Linked DNA regions of Homo sapiens: region 2 is linked to region 1. The links are chromatin loops, found by intact Hi-C in ENCODE. Cell type or tissue: MCF 10A. All regions are shown on one strand. Region 1 has its middle 8.0 kb from the start of PMP22. Region 2 overlaps TEKT3 (tektin 3).

The links. Hi-C counts contacts between places; a loop is a spot of excess contacts. Peaks named below come from ENCODE experiments on the same cell type or tissue, not always from the same donor. Only the 100,000 strongest peaks of a DNase experiment are listed, where the experiment ranks them.
Region 2: a loop joins it to region 1, with 2.5 times the contacts of the local background. A loop is called at or near these places in 6 of 110 quality-filtered maps.

What each region holds. Positions count from the first base shown.
Region 1 is chr17:15,272,094-15,274,593 of GRCh38, reverse strand. No RefSeq gene overlaps it. Among named protein-coding and RNA genes, the nearest start is that of PMP22, 8.0 kb to the right of the region's middle. In MCF 10A, no CTCF peak of the experiment used is centred here; a DNase peak (open chromatin) is centred at 1,303.
Region 2 is chr17:15,323,653-15,326,152 of GRCh38, reverse strand. All of the region lies in intron 4 of TEKT3 (tektin 3), which reads left to right. Among named protein-coding and RNA genes, the nearest start is that of TEKT3, 17 kb to the left of the region's middle. In MCF 10A, no CTCF peak of the experiment used is centred here; no DNase peak of the experiment used is centred here.

The DNA of each region.
Region 1 (2,500 bases):
CTACTCAAAGTGTTGTTCCCACATGGGACCAGTGCCAATTCACAAACTTTTAAAGGGCTGTGGTGAAATGAGTACAGACAGTGAGAATAAAACTTTAGAACATTTGATAGAAATTTGATGTTGTCGTGGCATCCAAGTGCATGATAGTGGGCATGTTCCATCTCCCATGGCCCGCCTGTAGGTCATGTCACTGACTGTGATGAATTAGAAATAAAGAACAAACAAACACAGTGCTTCACCCCAGTTGGTTTGAGAAGTCCTCCTCGACACTATACCTCAGAGCACTCCACAAATCTATGGGACTCTCTACAGATCCATAGCGTTCTCCAGAGAACCACAAGACTCTCAGAAAATGCCTGAGAGTCTCTATAGAGTCAAGTGACTCCCAAAGAACTCCAGGAATCTTCTCAATCTCTCTGGCCTTAACCACTCTCCTCCTTTAGAGATGAAACTGAGCCAACTATTACAGTCCATTTTCAGGTCCCAGACAACCAGTGGAACAAGTGGAAGTCAATTTGCTACCGCCAGGGATAATCACCTCTGCCCCTGCTGGCATAGAGACCTATTTGCAAATCTAATGCATTTGGTGTCTAACCCAAAGTCCAGGATTGTTAATGTATCAGTTAGTGTTTGCTGGGTAACAAACCACCCCAAAACTTAGTGTGTCTTAACACAACAAATTACTCCTTTTCACAATATTGAGGGGTAGCTGGGCTTTATTTGGCATCCATTCTGGTCTAGATCAGGCACAGCTATTCTCTGCTGTGGTGGCTCATGTGTCTAGGACCTCAGCTGGGATGGCACAGGCAGTTCAGATCTCTCTCAGTGTTGCCTGTCAATATCCAGTGGCTTGTCCAGCCTTGCTCAGATGATGGTGGAAGGGTCCCCAGGAGCAACAGAGCAAATCCCAATGAGAATGTTCTTTTAAAGCCTCTGCTTGTGTCACACTGTTAATGTCCCATTCGCTAAAGGAGGTCACATGGCCAGGTCCAGACTCAAAGAGTGGAGGAATCAGACTTCACCTCTTGATGAAGGGAGCAGAAATGCCACATCACAAGGGGGCATCCTTACAGGGGTGGGGAGCATTTGGGGCTAGTTTTGCATGCTAATAAAGACTGAAGAGGCTGTGTGATGTTTGCTTTTAGCCTGTAGCTGTTGCTCAATAAATATCTATTGAATGAATATTATTTTAAAAGGACTTCAGTTTTCCTTTCCTTCACATAGTTGAGGTCACGATGTCCAAAATACACTTCTCCCAGACTCTGGTTCTGGCTGTGGGTGACTTTGGATGTCAAAAACACTTAGTCATCTTCTGTTTACTCTCTCATCGTGGAAGAAGCTGCAAAGGTCAGTGACCTTAGTAAAAGGAATTATATGACTTTTGTTTCCTTTATACAAGAAACCGCTGGCCTAGATGACGAACAGACATTTCAATGTGCAATTATTAAGAAGAGACCTGCCAGATTGGGTTCTATTGAGGTATTTGCACATAACATTGTGTGGAAAAGGTAAGGATTGATAATCAGACACTGAAATTGTTGGGTGAAAAGGGGTCTCTCAGTCCCCTGAGTGGGAGCATACCATGTGGACTGCCACTGGGCTTATGCACGGGCTGAGGCACCAGGTTATTTGATATAGCTCCAAGGCTGAGAAGTCCATGCATTCAGCCTCCTAACAAGTCTTCGCTCTCAGCTTGCGGGGTGAAGGTTTTTTCACAAGGCCTTCCAGTTGGGGGTGTATCCCTAGCAATCCACATGAACCACTTTCCCCTGGGTTCTTTGGAAGAAACTCTTCCCTGGGTGACGTGAGGAAGCTGGGAAGGCCTGTGTAATGAGGCCACCAGGATGCTTCCATTTCTCTGGAGGATTTCCTGCCCCTCCCTCATGTACAGATGGTGGCGGCCTTGCTGGGCTTCTGTGCCCATCTCCAGGTTCCTCTGCATCCCACCCCTCCCGGTCCATATGTGGGGATTTGTTCCAGGAAGGGATCTGATCAGAAAAGAAGACAATAAGAGGCAATAAATTACAACAAACTTTATTGGTGGGCCTTGGACAGGGTTTCAGGATGGGGAAAATCCTTCACAGCTGGGGATCTTTCAGGGGCCACTATGGAGAAAGCTAAAGAGAAAAGGGAACTCCTGGGGCAGGGAGACATGGAGACAGGGCTTATTAGTTTAGGTGATACCAACGTCACTCAGCAGTGTGGTGAGGAGTCTCCAGGTCAGAAAGCTCCGAAGGGCCATAGCAGCTTGGAGTCTTAGAGCCACAAGGCTCTATGGTATCCAGGGCAGCCGATGCGAGTAAGATTTCATGGGGCATGCAAAGCAGGCAGGTTCCAAGCGGCTAACAAGGCTGCTTGTTTGAGCTACTTTAAGAATAACTGGATGTGTAAAAATTTGAATTTGAGGCCAGTGGGCTTTTGAGCTGATGGTTCCCAGCCTGCTGTGAAGAAATAAACTACCAAGTGGTCAATACCCAGAGGCCATCGTGGGCTCATTTAT
Region 2 (2,500 bases), 52 kb before region 1:
TAACATCACTTACATTTTCTTAGTGACCCATGACATTAAAGATGACAAGCAGACTTTTTTCTTTGCTCTTTCCTTTCCTCTACTGTCTGGTTCTCTGAGAGAACTCTGAGTTGAAATAATATACTCAGGAAAGCTTTGGCTACTACAGAAAGGTTTTGTAATCTACTGTAAAAGTCACTGTCCCTATTGCCGGACAGGAGTGGTTAGAAATAGAACATTCTGAATGAAATAGTTTTGCAGTGATGGGTCTCCACTCTTCTGTTTCTTCTTTCCCAGGCTTTGATGAATCTCACAAGCCTTAAAATAATCTGTCACCTACTTTGTCATCCTAACTGGATAGGAATTTACCATCATCTCTCCTGTGGTCTTTTGTTCTCACTAATCCTGAGATGTTCTGTATGAAATAAATTACAAGGCAGTTCTAACAGCTTAACTTCATCACCTTGCCCACAAACACACTATGATATTTCCAACAGATTTTTTTTGGTACTTGGCTACATTTAGTGTTTCCATTACTTGAGTAGTGGCTCTCAAACCTGACTACATGTTAGAATCACCTGGCAAAGATTTTAAAAATATCAATGGCTGGGTCCCACACCCAGAGATGCTGATTCAAATCTGCAGTGGGGACTAGGCATTGATCTTTTTAAAATATCCCCCAGGTAATCTTAATGACTAGGCAGAGTAAAGAACAAGTGCCTCAGAAATTCAAAATATTGCTGAAAGAAATTAAAGATGACCTAAATAAATGGGCATATCATGTCTATGGATGGGAACATCCATAAACATGGATGTTCGTGTTAAGATGGCAATATTTCTCAACTAGATTCATAGACTCAACACAATTCCTATCAAAATCCCAGCTGACTTCTTTGTAAAAATTGGTGAGCTGATCCTAAAATTCATATAGAAATTCAAAGGATAGTGAATAGCCAAAATAATATGGAAAAAGAAGAAAGTTGGAGGACTCACACCTCCTGATTTCAACACTTACTATAAAGCTGCAATATGTAAGACAGTGTAGTACCTGCCTAACAATGGACACAATTTGAGAGTTGAGAAATAAACCATCACATTTACCATCTATTGATCTTTGACAATGATGCCAAGGCAATGCAATGGGAAGAGTGTCTTCAACAAATGGTATTTGGACAATTGGATATCCACATGCGAAAGAATGAAGTTGGATTCCAAATCAAACATACAAAATAGTTAAGTCAAAAGGGATCAAAGACCTATACATAAGAGCTAAAACTGTAAGACTTTTAGAAAAGAACATAGGCATGAATATTCGTGACATTGGAATAGGCAACAGTTTTTTAGATGTGATATCAAAAGCACAAACAACACAAGGAAAAGCAGATAAACTGGACATCATCAAAATTAAAAATGTATTTTGAAGAACACTAGCAACAAAGTGAAAAGAGTTGTATGTAGAATATATAAATAACTGTCACAATTAAAAAAAATCAACCCAATTAAAAATGGGCAAAGGATCTCACAATGAAATATGACTTCATACCCATGAGGATAGTTCTAATAAAAAATATAGAAAATAACAAGTTGGCTGGAATGTGGAGGAATTAGAACCCTAATACATTGCTGATGGGAGTGTAAAATGAGGCAAATCCTTTGGAAAATGCTTAAGCATGAATGACCCTGTATGATCCATAGGATCCAGTAGTTCTACTCCCAAGCATCATTCCAGGAGAAAAGAAAACATATGCCCAAACAAAAATTTGTGCATGGATATTTATAACAACATTATTCATAGCAGCCAAAAAGTAGAAACAACTCAAATGTCTATCAGCTGATGAATGGAAAAGTAAAATGTAAGATAGTCATACAACAGGTTATTCTGCCAAAAAAAAGGAATGATGTGCTTATCTGTTGCTATAACATGGATGAATATTGAAAACATTATGCTACATGAAAGAAGCCATCACAAAGGACCACATATGGTAATTCCATTTATATGAAATTTCCAGAATAGGGAAATCTATAGAGACTATAAGTAGGTTTGTGGTTGCTTATTATGAAAGGAGGCTTGGGGGATTGGAAATTGTGGGTGACAGCTAATGGGCACATGATTTCTTTGGAAGGTAATGGAAATGTTTTAAATTTGGTTCCGGTGATGATTATACAACTCGGCGAATGTACTAAAAACCATCAAACTGCACACTTTAAACAAGTGAATTATATGGTCTATGAATTATATCTCAACAAAGCTGTTTCTTAAAAACAAGAACCACTGCATTAGAGGTTTCTAGTTTCTAGGTCAGTAGCAGGGGGGTCCTTTATCTCAAAAACCTGACAGTGGTGGCTTTATCTCAAAAAACTGAATGTGCAATTAGAGTAATGGTTCATGAATTGAGGGAGGAGCTTCGGTCATTGCCAGTTAATTCAAGTAGTGAATGCATTCTGTGGCTTACTCAAGGTATTGATATTGGCATATGTTTTATTTTTTACCAAAGTAGGTCTTAATTTTTAGAATAATTAA